2 separate regions of the Homo sapiens genome follow, and region 1 is linked to region 2. Evidence: chromatin loops called from intact Hi-C (ENCODE). Cell type or tissue: HCT116. All regions are shown on one strand. Links, peaks and the distances in the headings refer to the core of each region. The heading gives the core; the rest is flanking DNA. Region 1 has its middle 25 kb from the start of GREB1L. Region 2 overlaps GREB1L (GREB1 like retinoic acid receptor coactivator).

Region 1 (8,802 bases), core at 320-8,319, 53 kb after region 2:
AGTCAGGAGATCGAGACCATCCTGGCTAACACAGTGAAACCCCGTCTCTACTAAAAAAAATACAAAAAATTAGCCGGGTGTGGTGGTGGGTGCCTGTAGTCCCAGCTACTCAGGAGGCTGAGGCAGGAGAATGGTGTGAACGTGGGAGGCGGAGCTTGCAGTGAGCCAAGATCACACCGCTGCACTCTAGCCTGGGTGACAGAGCGAGACTCCATCTCAAAAAAAAAAAAAAAAAGATATGATATGAGGTAGGGCTCCAGTTGTCCACACGGCTTTATTCCTTTACATTGTTTTTTTCTTCAAGATACTTATTATTATACTATGTGATATTTTATTATGCATTTATTTATATATTGTCTCCTCTTCCACTAGAATGTACGCTACATGAAGGCAAGGATTTTATTCTGTTTTGCTCATGCTATATCTTCAGCATCTAGAACAGTAACTGACATAGGACAGGAGCAAATCAATATTCATTGGATGGATGGATGGATGGATGGATGGATGGACAGATGCATGGGTGGATGGGTGGATGAGTAAATGGATGGATGGGTGGATGGATGGTAAATAATGAATCAGGGTGGATGGATTCTGCTTGGTTTTATAGCTCTTGCTTCACCCTATGCATTACCCACCAAATTAAAATCTCTGTGGCAGCTGTCTCACTCTGCTTTATAATCCCAAGGCACCTAGCACAGTGCTTTACATTTCAAACATACTCAGTAGATATTTATTAAGTCGAATCAAATCTACCTCCTTATAACCTTTCTCCCTCACTCTTATGCGTCATGCACAATTCTACAGGATTAAGCCACCTAAAATCAGGTCTGATCTACATCTCTGTCCTACTCAAAAATCCTCCAGTAAATTTTTTCCATGAACTTTGACATGAAACCATTGTTTTGAGAAATCTTCTATTTATTATGTACAGATAAAATCTTCTATTTTTTAAGGAAGTAGCATATATGTTATTTAATCCCTACAATTACCCTGTAAGACAAGTAATAATAGCCTCCCCACTCGACAGGTGAGAAAACAGCCTGAGAGAGGTTTAACACTTTTTCCAATGTCAGTTACCTAATAAGTATATGATCTATCTGATTCCAAGAATGTAACTATACTACATTTTGCTGTAACTTCCCTGGTACTCAAAACCTTCCACAACATGATCCCTATCAATTTTTCCAGTATTACTTTTCTACTATAGCCAGAAATTACTATTAAATTTTAGAAGTATATCCTTCCTATGAAGTCCATGTAAATAGTAAAAAATGGGAAGCAAGCAATTGGTCAACCATAGGGAAATAATTTAAAAGAAAATCAAAATTCACTGCAAGAAATATAGCAATTGAAAATAATGTCAGGCCAGGCGCAGTGGCTCACGCCTGTAATCCCAGCACTTTGGGAGGCCAAGGCAGGCGGATCAACTGAGGTCAGGAGTTCAAGACCAGCCTGACCAATATGGAGAAACCCCATCTCTACTAAAAATACAAAAATTAGCCAGGCGTGGTGGCACATGCCTGTAATTCCAGCTACTCAGGAGGCTGAGGCAGGAGGATCACTTGAACCTGGAAGGCGGAGATTGCAGTGAGCCGAGATTGCGCCATTGCACTCCAGGCCTAGGCAACAAGAGTGAAACTCTGTCTCAAAAAAAAAAAAAAATGAAAGAAAGAAAGAAAGAAAAGAAAAAGAAAAGAATGTCTACACGTGTACTTTGACATGTTTCTTATACCTGTAATCCCAGTACTTTGGGAGGCTCATGTGAGCAGATTGCTTGAGCTCACAAGTTCAAGACCAGCTTGAGAAACATGGTGAAAACCTGTATCTACACAAAATATAAAAGTTAGCCAGGCATGGTTCCATGAACCATAGTCCCATCTACTTGGGAGGCTGAGGTGGGAGGATGGCTTGAACCCAGGAGGCAGAGGTTGCAGTAAGCCAAGATGGCACCACTGCCCTCCAGCCTGGGCAATAGAGCCAGACCCTGTCACAAAAAATAAAAAGAAACATGTTTAAAAATAAGATGGATTGAAGGATGAATAGAGAGATATGTGATAGAGCATTTATAGTAAAATGTTAACTGTATAAATAAGCGATGAGAATATAGGTGTTCACAGTAAAACATTTTCAACTCTTCTGTATGCTTCAAAATATTTAAGTAAATCTACTGAGAAAATTGTATATAAAAATTACTATAAATGTGTAAAAAGAGACTCTGCCCTACCCAAGAAAAAACTAAAGGAAATTTACTAAATTATTAATAGTAGCTGTGTTTGGATGGCATCATATGAGTAATTTTTATTTTTTCCTTTTTGTACTTTTTAGTATTTTACAAATGTTTAACAGGCATGTTACCCAATTCTAATAAAAACCATTTTTAAGAAAATAAGGATGCATATTATCTCATACTTTACAATCTTATAGTAAAACTAGTAAAACTAACAGGACATAAGAGAGAGAATGAGAATCAACGGATAGAGGCAGACAGATAAAATGGAGAGTTGGCCCTAAGACTGCCTCCATGCTTTAATAAATATAACCTGAGGAACTTAAAGGACCGCCCCTTTTTACTGAAAGGTCTCTACTGTTAAAATATGTCTATTTTCCTTTTTTTCTTGATGATCAAAAAGACCACTTCTAGTGGAAATCCTTTCACACTCCCTTACGTCCTATTGCTTAGAGCTGAGCCAGCCCTTGGAGCCCTTGGCTGCTGCCAACCACTACTACCCACTTCGTGTGTTAGTGGAGGCCTCCCAGTCCTGTGGAGCTGATGATCTGGTAAATAGCTCTTGAGGCTTTTTAAAAGCATATTCCCCCAGAATTCTGGCTCCCTACTGTTAAAATAAATAAATTCTCTACACCAGCATGCCAGAATGGAGTTGGGCTTTGGAGCTAAGGTCAAGGGTAGGGTCAATCAGCAGGGGTCTCACAAAACCCCAGAGGCTGACATTTCGAGGCAGGGTAACTTTTTTAAATGTAAAAGTAAGTGTTTGCAGATTCTGGAAACAAACAAACAAACTTGACTTGGTATCTTTTCTTGGGGGTGGAGGCAATCTGTAGTTATCAGATGGTAAAATCATAATTAAACAAAGCTCCAGGCTTTATTTAAGGAGGTAACTTTTCTGAGGTTTAACCTTGTTTTGATCAGGTAATTTTCCGCCACAGAAAAATGGGCTCATATCAAACAGAGTCCTTTTAATGGACAAACTTAAGCACAAAAAGTTGTTTCTAAGGTGGCATCTTTGGCAAAAACACTAGAGAATCAAAAGACTATAAAATTAATATCAAGAAAATATTGAACTTCAATTATATAATTGGCACCATTTCAGTCTTTTAGCATAACACACTACCTGTAACTGCCACCTGGTTTAGATTACTTGAGAAAAACAAACAAACATGTTCTCTAAGTTTGGTATGTATTAAAAAGATCACATAATTCTTTTTTTTTTTTTTTTTTGATATGGAGTTTAGTTCTTGTCGCCCAGGCTGGAGTGCAATGGTGCGATCTCTGCTCACTGCAACCTCCATCTCCTGGGCTCAAGCTGTTCTCCTGCCTCAGCCTCCCGAGTTGCTGGGATTACAGGCGTGTGCCACCAGGCCCAGCTAATTTTTGTAATTTTAGCACAGACGGGTTTTCACCATGTTGGCCAGGCTGGTCTCAAACTCCTGACCCCAGGTGATCTACCCGCCTCGGCCTCCCAAAGTGCTAGGATTACAGGCATGAGCCACTGTGCCCAGCCCCAGCCTAATTCTTGTATATTCTAAGTGACCACGCCTGGCCTAATTCTTACATGTTCTAAGTGAAATTAACACTAGCAAAATAATTAGATTTCGTATAGATCTACAAAAATACATTTAATGTACAAATGCAGAATCACAGAATTAAGCCAGAAAAGGCACTCTTCTTGCCCAAGTTTTTAGAGCACAGTCCTACATGACACTTCATTTAAAAGGTATCCTATAGTCAAATAAGTTTGGGAAATGGTATATATTAATACTTTACCCTCATCTTGAGAAGCCACAATTCAAATAATCATATTAAAGGTTGCAAGAAATTCTATTATAAGAACCCAGTATAACTTTGTTTAACCGGTAGTTTGTGAAACACACATGAGCATGTAGCACCCCCCCCGCCTTTTTTTTTTTTTTTTTTTTTGAGATGGAGTTTTGCTCTTGTTGCCCATGCTGGAGTGCAGTGGCGCATTCTCAGCTCACTGCAACCTCTGGCTCCCAGGTGCAAGCAATTCTCCTGCCTTAGCCTCCTGAGGAGCTGGGATTACAGGCATATGCCACCACGCCTGGCTAATTTTCTATTTTTAGTAGAGATGGGATTTTACCATGTTGGTCAGGCTGGTCTGGAACTCCTGACCTCAGGTGATCTGCCCGTCTCAGGCCCCCAAAATGCTGGGGTTACAGGCATGAGCCACCACGCCCAGCCCCCGACCCTTTTTTTTTTAAATATCTATTAACATTTTGTAGAACCTCTTTGGGAAACTGCTCTCTAGACTGATGCCCTCATTTTTATAGAAAGATAGGATACAGGGATAAACCGATTTGCTTAACCAAACAGTCCCTTATTTACTTAGACAAACTCACAGGTAAGTAAGCTACACAGTATTGTTATTTTTATTACTTATTTATTTATTTATTTTGAGACAGGGTCTCTCTCTGTTGCCCAGACTGGAGTGCAGTGGCGTGATCTCGGCTCACGGCAACCTTTGCCTCCCAGGCTCAAGCAATTCTTCTGCCTCAGCCTCCGGAATAGCTGGGATTACAGGCGTGCACTACCACGCCGAGCTAATTTTTGTATTTTTAGTAGAGATGGGGTTTCACCATGTTGGCCAGGCTGGTATCGAACTCCTAACCTCAAATGATCCACCTGCCTTGGCCTCCCAAAGTGTTGGGATTACAGGTGTGAGCCACTGCCCCTGGCCTTTTTTTTTTTTTGAGACAGAGTCTCAGTCTGTCACCCAGGCTGGAATGCAGTGGCACAATCATGGCACACTGCAGCATCTACCTCCTGGGCTCAAGTGGTCCTCCCACCTCAGCTTCCTGAGTAGCTGGGACTACAGGTACACGCCACCACACCCAGCTAATTTTTTGCATATTTTGTAGAGATAGGGTTATGCCATGTTACCCAGACTGGTCTTGAACACCTGGGCTCTAAATATCCTCCTGCCTCAGCCTCGCAAAGTGCTGGGATTACAGGTGTAAGCCACCTTGACTCTTAAATCAGATTATGTAAATCAAATAACTCAGCATCTGATGTAAATTGAACTATTTTGGGGAAGGGAGTAAATTAACTGTTAATGACCTAGCTATGAAAATATCACCATAAACGGCCCTTACAAAGTTCAGCAGAGTTTCCACTACCCTACAGAATCTTCTCTGATAACTCCCATTCAGAGTGATTTTGCCCTTCTCTGATCAATATGTCATCAAATTCTGTCTTCTATTGTTACCTACCTGCCTCGTGTGTAATCTTATCTTCCTGAGCAGATTGCAAGTTCCTAGAAAGCTAGAAGGAATTCTTACTTTTCCTTAGAGTCACTTGAGTCACATAATAGTCTCAATAAATAATTTTGAAAAGCTCACAAATGACCAACTGAATGGAATAGGGTCAGCATGAAGGATTACAGAAGGAGCCAGCCATCCACATCCTTTCTATCTTAAGTGCAACACTCTCCCTTCCTTCTCATTGTATGGCTAGCAATTACCTCTTGGCAATTTTTTCTAGAGGTCTACAGTAAAGGAGGCTGCCATTGCTCAAGGACGCTGCTTGATCCTACCAAAATTCCCATGGATCTGTGAGGAGCTCCTCAAATCAGCAGGACATGCCCCTGTCCTGCCCAAAATCTGTTTGGAGATCAAATGGGCCTTACTCAATAATAAAATGGAAGCCTGAATTTATTTCTATTTGTTTGGCCTCTGATTAATTAGGTACATTCTCCAGAATACAAAGCAGCTGCTTTTTTGACCATTAAACTGTGTTCCTTAAAGAGAAGCGCATCCCCGAGTAGGAACAGTTCTAATGATTTGTTTTAGTTTGTTTTATGGCAAGACCTTAGAGAAGTCGAAGAGGAAGAAAGGAGACTCCCTATCCCTCCTTATTGCTGACGATCCAGGCTGACAGTAGTTGGAGAGCAAGCTCCGTGCTGAAAAGATTCAAACACACCCATGACCCACAAACTGCAAACTGTCAGATTAATTGTTTTTGCCTACAGACAACTCAATGAGTGCTCATTGTGCAGACAGCATGTTCTCAGCACTGCTTTAGGCGCCATGGGATTATAGAAGAGGTATAAAGGTATGTTTCCTCCCTTCCAGGAATTTACAATCTAATAAGATGAGATAAGACTAACATTGAAAGCAGCTGTGGACAATACAAGGCAGGCTATAGGATCTAGTGCTGACTTTGGGGCCTTGGACTTTTAAATGTAACAGAAATTCAGAGAGGGAGGAAAAGTCACTGGGCGTTTCAGTCTTACAAGAAGACTTCATGAAGAAAATACAACAGGAGTTGAACATTAAAGGAAAGGCAGCATTCCAGGCAAAGGAGGCAGGCTGTCCTTTTCAGTTTCAGACAATATTGTGTTAATCATTTTACATGCCCCAATTCTTGATTGCTACAAGGCGAAAAGGTATATAAGCACCCATACTTTCAATCACTGGGCTATTGCTTTTTAAAAATTACCTTTAAGATATGGTTGTCTTAGTGGCCTATAAATAAATTTGCTCAATTTTCCATTTTACCCATTTGGCATGCTCAGATCAATAATTTGACTTATTAGCTTTAGAGTTATTAATTACACGGATGCAGTTTATTAACAAAAAGAAAACAAAGTGCTTACTATGTGCTAGGCCCTGTGTTAGGTGCCGGGGATAAAACAGTGCATAAATAATCAAGATGCCTGTCGAGTTTAAAAGCAATAGCAGGCCGGGCCCGGTGGCTCACGCCTGTAATCCCAGCACTTTAGGAGGCCGAGGCGGGCAGATCACCTGAGGTCAGGAGTTCGAGACCAGCCTGGCCAACAGTGAGAAACCCCGTCTCTACTAAAAATACAAAAATTAGCCGGGTGTGGTGGCGGGCGCTTTTAATCCCAGCTACTCAGGAGGCTGAGGCAGGAGAATCGCTTGAACCTGGGAAGCAGAGGTTGCAGTGAGCTGAGATCGCACCATTGCACTCCAGCCTGGGTGACAGAATGAAACTCTGTCTCAAAAAAAAAAAAAAAAAAGTGACAGCAGACACAGACATACAAAGAACAACATGATTATAATTACAGTATGAGTCATCAGAGAAAAACATAGAGCTAGAAAAACAGATATCAGATAAGTCTAATTTATATTGGAAAGGCAGTGACAAATTTCTTGAGGAATTGATAATTTAGGCTGAGACCTGAAGTATGTAGGAGTTACAGGCAGGGGAACAGGAACAGAAAGGCAGCTAATATGCTCTGAAGAGCAGAGCGAGATGAGGCTAGTCAAGTAAGTAGAGCTGATCATACTTATCTATTTATATTACAAATAAATTATAAATTATAGCAAGCTGAACTATTCAGCAGTGATGACATTTAATTTTTATCCTTTTATCACAAGCTAAAATGATAATTAATTTCTCTTTACAATAAAAACAATTTGAGAAGATGAACTCGAAACAGAAATGCCTTGTTGTATTTCATTCCATGTTGTCTTTCACACAGTAGCTAGCTACAAGATACAAATGAAATGTTAAAATTCCAGCTAAAGTGGTTACCTCTAAAATTATGAAATAAACTGAGAGAAATCAATCCCCCAGGAGGCAACATAGTGAAGTAGGTAGGTGCATGGAATTTTGGAACCAGACTTCCTATCTTGAACTCCTGGGCTCAAGTAATCCTCCCACCTCAGCCTTTCAAGTAGCTGGGACTATAGGCTACCAGCAACTATAGAAACCAGATTCCCTGGGTTGAATCTCAGCTCAAAAAACACCATCAGTCAACTGGATATGACTGACATCTATAGACTACTTCCTCCAGCAATAACAGAATACACATTCTTCTCAAGTTCATGTGGAGAAAGCCTTCACCAAGGTAGATCATATTCTGGGCCATAAAACACACCTTAACAATTTTTTTTTTTTTTGAGACAGAGTCTTGCTCTGTTGCCCAGGCTGGAATGCAGTGGCGTGATCTCGGCTCACTGCAAGCTCCACCTCCCGGGTTCACACCATTCTCCTGCCTCAGCCTCCCGAGTAGCTGGGACTATACAGGCGCCTGCCACCACGCCCGGCTAATTTTTTTTTGTATTTTTAGTAGAGACGGGGTTTTGCCGTGTTAGCCAGGATGGTCTCCATCTCCTGACCTCGTGATGTGCCCGTGTCGGCCTCCCAAGGTGCTGGGATTACAGGCGTGAGAACAAATTTAAAAGAAAAGAAATCATACAATATCTGCTCTCAGATTACCGTGGGATTACACTAGAAGTTAGTAACAGGTGGCTCATGCCTGTAATCCCAGCACTTTGGGAGGCCAAGGTGGGCAGACTGCTTGAGCCCAGGAGTTCGAGACCAGCCTGGGTAACAGGCCGAAACCCTGTCTCGTGGTGCTGCACGTGGTGGCACATGCCCATAATCCCAGCTACTCTGGAGGCTGAGGTGGGAGAATTGCTTAAACCCGGGAGGCGGAGGTTGCAGTGAGCCAAGATTGCACCACTGCACTCCATCCAGCCTGGGTGACAGAGTGAGACTCTGTCTCAAAACAAAACAAAACAAAACAAAAAAAAACAAAAAAAGAACAAGCAAAAAATAAACACAGTATCATTTACATT
Region 2 (8,802 bases), core at 314-8,313:
GGAGACTGCAGTGAGCCGTTATCATGCCACGGGACTCCAGCCTGGGCAACAGAGTGAGACCCAGTCTCAAAAAATAAAAATAAAAATTGTGTTGTTTGTGTGTGTGTATATATATATATACTTGGTATTTGCTATGATCTGAATGTTTGTGTCACTCCAAAATTCATATGTTGAAATCCTAACCCCCAAGGTGATGGTTTTAGGAGTTAAGTTTTTGGGAGGTAATCAGGTCATAAGGTTATATCCCTCATGAATGAAATTAGTGACCTTATAAAAAAGACCCCAGAGAGCTCCATTGCCCCCTCTACCATGTGAGGATACAGCTAGAAGGCATCATCTGTGAATCAAGAAATGGACCCTTAGCAGATACCAAATCTGTTGGTGCCTTGATCTTGGACTTCCAAGCGTCTAGAATTGTAAGAAATAAATATTTGTTGTTGATAAGCCAACCAGTTTGTGGTATTTTTGTTATAGCAACCAAAATGCACTAAGACAGTATTTACATATCTTATTCTAAAATATTTTATGATGGCTAAAATGTTTATTATACATTGTCATCTAAAACAGTAAGTTTTTCTTTCATTTTTTTTTAATCACATGCACAAATGCATTAAAGTAAAGATCCAGTGGCCTTACCATGGTCTGGAGGCCCATGCTTACATCTCCACCTGTCCTGTCCCTCCAGCCGATGGCCCTAGCCTTCTTTCTCAGTTCCTCCCGTGTGTCAAGCACTTCCTCTTAGCACCTTCAAACATTCTGAAGTGCTCTCTCCCCTACTCTCCATTGTGCTTTGTCTCAATCTTCCTCTTCATCTCAACACAGAAAACCTCTTCAAAAACTTTCTTAAATCTCCAAGACAAATTATGAACTCCCAGTTAGTCTAACCTTTTCTAGCCCTCATCCCAACGAATAAAATCATTTAATTATATAATTACAGATTAGTGTGTGTATTAGTTATCTTCTGTTTGCGTAGGAACTCACTGAATGTTGGTTGAATTAATGAATAGACAATTAAAATAGTTAAGTATGACAAATATTATTAATAAAATAAAAATCTCATTTATTCTTCACAGATGTGAAATATAAGGCCACTCAAACTGAACAGCATACTTAATATATTTATGAAAAAAATTTAAGATCTTCACCTCATAATCACTTGAATAGAACTAGATGTGACAAAATATTACTACATATGTTAATTATTTGTGAGCAGCTAGTTCAAATTATCATTATCATTTATGCTACAAACTTTTGTTTTTTGTTTTTTTTGAGATGGAGTCTCATTCTGTCACCCAGGCTGGAGTGCAGCGGCACAATCTCAGCTCACTGCAACCTCCGCCTCCCGGGTTCAAGCGATTCTCCCTGCCTCAGCCTCCCCAGTAGCTGGGATTACAGGCACCCGCAACCACATCGAGTTAATTTTTGTATTTTTAGTAAAGATGGGGTTTCGCCATGTTGGCCATGCTGGTCTCAAACTCCTGACCTCAGGTGATCCACCCGCCTCAGCCTCCCAAAGTACTGGGATTACAGGCATGAGCCACTGTGCCCAGCCTGCCAGAGAAAAACATTTTTATAAAAATTATATAAATAAAAATTTTCATGAATTTAAAACTAGCTTTTTCTCTTTTTAGTCTGAAGTTTTACTCTTGTCAATACATGCATTTATCTATTTGGACATTAATTCAATTACATCTTTTTTTATTATCTTCTTGGCATTAGGCCCTGGTGATTAAAAGATGAACTGTACATAGTCTTCACCCTCTGAGTTTTGAGCCAAGTGAGATGTATGCCAACCAGTTATTACAGCTAAGGGGTAGCCCAGCACAGAAGTAAATGCAGTGAGCTGCTTATTGTCTGGAGAGGTCAAGGAAGGTGTTTTGGAAATAACGTGCTTGAGGCTGCCTCATATTTTAACCGTTGATAAAGAGGAAAAGTAGGTGAAATATCTTTAAGAAATATCAAAAAATTATAAGTCCATTTATAACTTCTTATGAAAGCCATTTTTTACATTTGTAAAAAAATACCTTTATCCATTTTGTCAGCTGTCTTCAGTGACAACTAGATTTCACTCAACTGCAGTGTGGCAGAGGCTGGCTAGATGCACAGCAAACCCACTTCCTCTCCCTGGAGACAAGGTCGAACATTTCCTAGCTCTGACAATGGAACGTGGCTGATGTGAAGGACAAGACAGTTAAGAGTTGTTTGCCTTCCCTATATGCTCTCTTCCTTCCACAGCAATCTTGAAGTCTAGAATTGGAAGATAGTAGTGGAACAAGATGAAAGGACCTGGATCCCTGAGTGACGGCAAGGAGAAGTGTCTCACCGTGTCAGACTACAGCATGAGCAAGTAATTAAGCCAGTGGAATTTTAAGGATGTGTGCTACAGCAGTTAGCTTATCCTAATGAATCATTCCATTGTGAGGGTAGTGTGTAGTCAATCATAATTTTAAAGAACATAATGAATGACAGATATTCTTAGTCCTGTTTTTAGTATCTACCCCCACTTCTTTGCTAACAGGACTCCAGTTTTGTTTGGGGTGCCAATTTGCACAGCTTTAAGGGAAGATTTTGGTTGGTCTAAACTCATCATGAGAATTCTGTTCCCCACGCTTTTAGCCTCCCCTGTAGTGAGGGATGGTCATGCAGCCCAGTTCTAGCTAAGAAACCTAATGGAAAGTCCACCGCAGGGATTTCTGGGAAAGGTTTTCCTTCCCTGATAAAAGAAACCTGCATGGCTGGCATCATCCCTTTTTCCCCTCTACTTAACTTAAACAGCAACCTGCATGAGTGGGGGCTACATTCTGGACTAACATAATAAATGCATTCTTTTTTTTTTTTTTTTTTTTTGAGACAGGGTCTTGCTGTCACACAGGCTAGAATGCAGTGGCAAGACTATAGCTCACTGCAGCCTCAAACTCCTGGGCCCAAGGTATCCTCCCACCTCAGCCTCCCAAGTACCTGGGACTACAGGTGCATGCTACCAAGCCTGGCTATTTTTTTTTTTTAGCTTTTTATAGAGACAGAGTCTCACTGTATTGCCTAGGGTGGTATCAAATTCCTGGCCTCAAGTGGTCCTCCTGCCTTGGCCTCTCAACGCGCTGGGATTACAGGTGAGAGCCACCATGTCCAGTCAATAAATTAATTCTGAACTAACATGACAATACACTAATGCCATAAATTTGTGGGGTGATATGGGACATGCATGAAAGAAGAGTGCATGCCCCATCTAAAGACATCCAAAGATATTTTTATTTAAATATTAAAATGACAAAACAAAGGCCTCAATGGGCCCAAAACCACTCAGTTCATGAAATTTGAAATATAAAGGTCTGTTATATACTGTTAAATAACAGTCACACTTCATTGTTTGTCATCATCTATTGAATACAGAACATGTGTCTCTCATACTTTCTTAATGTGTTTCCTTTAAATCAATATGATGTACTGGCTAATAGTTCAGGCTTTGAAATCAGGCTGCCTGGATTCAAATCCCAGCTCTGGCACTTACTGTGTGAACTCAAGTGTAGTGTACTAGACTTCTACCTGTTTTTTTATTACTAAGATGGAGATAATCATAGCATATATGTCTAAGGATGGTGATAAGGATGAAATGACACAATCAATACAATGTACTCGGTTGAGTACACAATGCTCAATAAATACAAGCAGTTATTTTTATTACTTCCAAATGTCACCAGAGAGCTTCAAGTAGTGAAATAACCCATTGAGAAAGTCCTTGCTGACTATGCGTGTAAGTGTACTTTATGTTCAGGGACTACTGATGAGTAAACTAAAGAATAATTAAGGTTGCCTGGCAGCCTGTGGACTCCTTGGATTTTAGGCAGGGTTAAAACAACATCACAGCTTAGTTGTTTTAAGTAAAAGATTAGTCAGTGACTAAGAGTCAAGGGCGGGATGAGAGAGGACACTCGAAGAGTGGGTGTGTGCCCTCTCCTATCCCTATGAACTCTTACACCCTGGGCTTATAGTATCTGGGGCCTGGCTCTAGACATGATGAGAAAGAGATAAAAGCCAAGGAATAGCCACAGATGATAATCCTAACAGCGCAGGCAGCCAGGCTTCCCTCCTACCACTCCATCCACCTTCCCCATGATTCTCCAAAATGATTATTTGCCCTAACAAGGATTAAGGCCCATGTTTTTCTGCCTCTACATCTCTGCTCATGCAACTCCCTTCCCTAAAAAACCCATCAGCCCATCTCTGCCTGTGAAACACTATTTGTTTCTCAGAGTTAAGCATAAATGTCCCCTTTTTCACTTTGTTGAACAAGTGACACTTCTCAGATACATCACAAGATAGCATGTTACACTGTTAAGAGCACTAGCTCATAGACAGGTTTTCATCAATCTCCAAAGTACCAAACGATATGTTCAATATATTTTCCTAAATGCATGTACATACACAGAATTATCTCAGGAAGGGTATACTAGAAATGGAGTTATCTCTGGTTAGGGGATTTGGGTGACTGGGAAACAGGTGTAGAATGCAACCTAATTTTCATTATTAGACTCTTTAATATATTTAACAGTAAAGTAAAATATGTTTTAAGTTCTTTCTTGTTGTATGTTTTATCTTCCTCTGTGAAATTTTTATCCTAATCCTACCTATTTCTGATCTCTAGAGATGCCCGGTATAAATCAAGTATGCTGACTAATTAATTGATAAACATGTTAATGAACTGTTGCTAAGAATCATATAAATATGTATATACAACTGAGTTTTTACTAAAGCCCTGAAAGTATTAATAACATATTCTTTTAAGTGAGTTAAAAATTTGTTCCAGTATGCTTAAACAATCCTTTTTTTTCTTACTATTACACCATTTCCAAATCAGTTGTCTTCATTAGTTTATTTCCTCTTCTGACTCTCATGTCTTGTTTTAATTAATTTTTTCCATAGGCCTTGTATTTTCATTCCTACTGGCAGAAAGCACTTGTTGCCTAAGGCATTAAGTTGTTATCTTGTATACTACATGAGCAGCTCTACAATGTTCTTGACACCTGTAGTGCCCTCTTATTGCATGAAGCCGTAAGACATGTTCAGTAGCTTTAAGGATACATAAAGAATTCCCAGAATTGGGCATAATCCCCAAATTATAAAACATCTTTGAGAAGAAAGGCCATTCCTAAATATTGTAAAAAAAATTATGGAATGAATAAAGATATCCTCCTTTACCATTATGAATAGGTGATTATACTGGGAATCAAACAGCCTATGCTCTAATCCTGGCTCTTTAAGTATCTCTGGGGCCCCAATTTCTTCTCCATCAGTAAAACAGACATGAGTATTAGACTAATTTTGAGATCGCTTTGCACTCTAGTTTTCTGTTTATGACATCTTCATCCCAGAAAGTACCCAGGCATTACAGTACACGTATTAATAATTAGCATTTATAACTACTCACCTAATGAAAAGTAACCCTTTTCCTGGGGTATGGCAAGGCTTCTTTAGTGCTGGAATCATTTACTGGCTCCAGACATTCTTCTTGTCACTTACCAACAATGAACAACTTGTACGGAGATCTTCACAAGCCTATTTGTGTTTTCAGATATGACCAATCTCCTCATTTGAACTCTAAGAGACTGACACCAGGGCCGGGCACAGTGGCTCACACCTGTAATCCCAGCACTTTGGCAGATCACTTGAGCCCAGGAGTTCAAGACCAGCCCGGGCAACACGGCAAAACCCCATCTCTACAAAAAAATACAAAAATTAGCCAGGCGTGGTGGGTGCACCTGTAGTCCTAGCTACTCAGGAGGCTGCAGTGGGAGAATCACTTGAGCCTAGGAGGCAGAAGTTTCAGTGAGCCAATATTGTGCCACTGCACTCCAGCCTGGGCAAGAGAATGAAACCCTGCCTGAAAAAACATATATATATACATGTATATATATATATATATATATATATATATATATGTGTGTGTGTGTGTGTGTGTGTGTGTGTGTGTGTGTGTATATATATATACATATATATATGTATATATATACACACACACACATATATATAGACATCATGAAACTTGTTCCTAAACTCGCCTGACTTTGTAGAGGAACAGGGGACTTCAAGCAAGAAGAACTATGATTCCCACCTACGGTGTGTACTGTAATTGGTAATTCCTCTGAAAGTACCATTAATAAAATTCAGCTTGATTCCATAAGTACTTCTTTAGTGTCTACTTGGCACACGGCAATGTGCCAGAAGCTGGCACAAACACTTCTCCCTTTCCCACACAAGACAAAGGCAGGAAATATGAAAGGCCTTCTATGGATGAAAGTGCTGCTTTTGATTCCGCTGTGCTCATCAAGCACCTGCCTACCCCTATTAAGTCTACCACCATTACTAGATTCCAATAGTGCATCTGGAAGAACTTTCCTGTAATTCATATCCTTTAGTCCTAGTTCTCAATATCATGAGAACCAACTGAAATCAGGGGGCAAAAGACCCTGAAGTCAAGGCTGCCAATGTGATCCTCTTACAACATATTCCCCTATTTGCACTTGGAATATCTGGAAATCTCCTCACTTCACCATTCTACTGTGCCTCAGTTTCTTATTTGTATGGAGAATCCTGATTTCCATGTTAAATTTTTTAGCTATTAGGCTCTCTGGGAGCAATGATCACTTTTTCAGACAATGCAGTATTCTGGCATCCTGGGCAAAAAAAAAAAAAAAGCTTGGGGTGGGACTGGCTTATCTCAACTCTCTGTCACTTCTACTATTTCTTAAGGGCAGAAAGCAAAAGTAGAAAAAAAAATTCCTGCAAATACCTTCCCTTATCATCATTTATGATTGGATGGGGTCATAAGGCAATCAAGCAACTGCTTCTTGCACTCATTTCTCTATCAACAGGTATTTACTGAGCCCCTACATCTGTGCTAGGATCTGAGGAATCCAAAAGCAAAAACAATGAAGACATTGTTCCTACTCTCTGTAACTTCATGATGTAATGGGGAGGTGGGGTTTCTCAAAAAGCCCAATTAAGAACAGCTAAATGTGGCTGGGCACAGTGGCTCATGCCTGTAATCCCAGCACTTTGGGAGACCGAGGCAGGTAGATCACCTGAGGTCAGGAGTTCGAGACCACCCTGGCCAATATGGTGAAACCCAGTGTCTACTAAAAATACAAAAATTAGCTGGCTGTGGTGGCATGCACCTGTAATCCCAGCTACTCAGGAGGCTGAGGCAGGAGAATCGCTTGAACCCGGGAGGCAGAGGTTGCAGTGAGCCAAGATCATGCCACTGCAGTCCAGCCTGGGTGCTCCGTCTCAAAAAAAAAAAAAAAAAAAAAGCGGCCGAGGCAGGCAGATCACGAGGCCAGGAGTTTGAGACCAGCCTGGCCAACATAGTGAAACCCTGTCTCTACTAAACATACAAAGATGAGCCCAGTGTGGTGACACACGCATGTAGTCCCAGCTAGTCAGCAGACTGAGGTAGGAGAATCGCTTAAACCCAGGAAGTAGAGGTTGCAGTGAGCCAAGACCATGCCATTGCACTCCAGCCTGGGAAACAAAGTGAGACTCTGTCTCCAAACAAACGAAAAAACAAACAAAAAAACAGCTAAATGTCAGATTATCTGATACTGACAATAAGAGAAGAAATAAATCACACAATCTTAGAACTGTAGGAAATCCAGGAGGCCATCTAACTCAACCTTTCCTCAAAAGCAGAAATCTTCCAACATCCTTGCCAGGGTCATTAATGTTCTGCTTTAATGTGGAACTCACATCTCACAAAGAAGTTCATTTAATTTTTCAAAGTCTCTTATTGCTAGAACATTTTATTGTAATTTGAACCAAAACTCTCTCACTTATTATTCTATACAGCAGTGTTTTTCAAAACTTTAATTTTTAAAGCATGCAATGTGTTTTTAAAAGAAATAGTAGGCACGAACACAATATATAAAGCAGTTAAAAGTGGAACTCTTCTGTTGGCAGCTGCAGGGGGCCCTCAGCATGTCCACTTGTCTCTGGCTCTTCTCTACCTCCCTGCAGCCCAAGGCTCACCACAAAATCCCTGAAGCTCTGCACAGCACAATTTGAAACCACTGCCTTAAAGGTAATTAGAGTAAATCTAATTCCAGCTGCATATGTCAGCCCTTGAAGACAGATATCTTGTCTCTCTTTAAATCTTTTCTAGATTAAACTTGCCCATTTCAAATGATCTATTCCATCTATGTTATTTTCCCTTTGTATCTCCCCCATCCTAATCATTCTCCTCCTAAAAATGTTGAAACCCTATTTGAACACAATTCTTTTGATACCGTAACCAGCTGAGGATACAGCCTCTCTTGACTATCTTCCGGACACCAGCAGCTGAAGAGGGCTTAGTGAATGGAGAAGGACCTGAGCCAGACCTTGAGACATATAGGATTTAATAGGTAGAGATGAGAAAAGATAAAATTGCAGGCTGGGAAACTAGCATGAACAGAGATACAGAAATTAAAACAAGGGCCTCCTGATACATTTTTAATACTTTTCTTCCAGATCCTTATGGGTTTTTTTCCATTCAGCCAGCTGCCTAGTCTCTTAATTATTTCTTGGAAGAAAATTAAGCCAGATCTTATCTCCATGAACATAGGCTTTTACTGTATTGCTGTGTTGGGGCCAAATTAGTGACATGATCTGATCAATACTAAAATTAGGTCATTTCAATATTACAGTCATTGCTACAGGGAAAAGAGTATTTAATGAAGATGTTTGATAAGCCCATAAAAAAAAAGAAAAACTGTGTCATCTTCCAATTGAGTCAACATCATGGCGAGAGGATTCATAAAGGTTATAACA

The links. A loop is a pair of places that touch in the nucleus more often than their neighbours do. Peaks named below come from ENCODE experiments on the same cell type or tissue, not always from the same donor. Only the 100,000 strongest peaks of a DNase experiment are listed, where the experiment ranks them.
Region 1: a loop joins it to region 2, with 6 times the contacts of the local background. A loop is called at or near these places in 7 of 110 quality-filtered maps.

What each region holds. Positions count from the first base shown.
Region 1 is chr18:21,213,087-21,221,888 of GRCh38, reverse strand. No RefSeq gene overlaps it. Among named protein-coding and RNA genes, the nearest start is that of GREB1L, 25 kb to the left of the region's middle. In HCT116, for the core only: no CTCF peak of the experiment used is centred there; no DNase peak of the experiment used is centred there.
Region 2 is chr18:21,265,695-21,274,496 of GRCh38, reverse strand. The region is part of intron 1 of GREB1L (GREB1 like retinoic acid receptor coactivator); the gene reads right to left. Among named protein-coding and RNA genes, the nearest start is that of GREB1L-DT, 27 kb to the right of the region's middle. In HCT116, for the core only: no CTCF peak of the experiment used is centred there; a DNase peak (open chromatin) is centred at 3,826.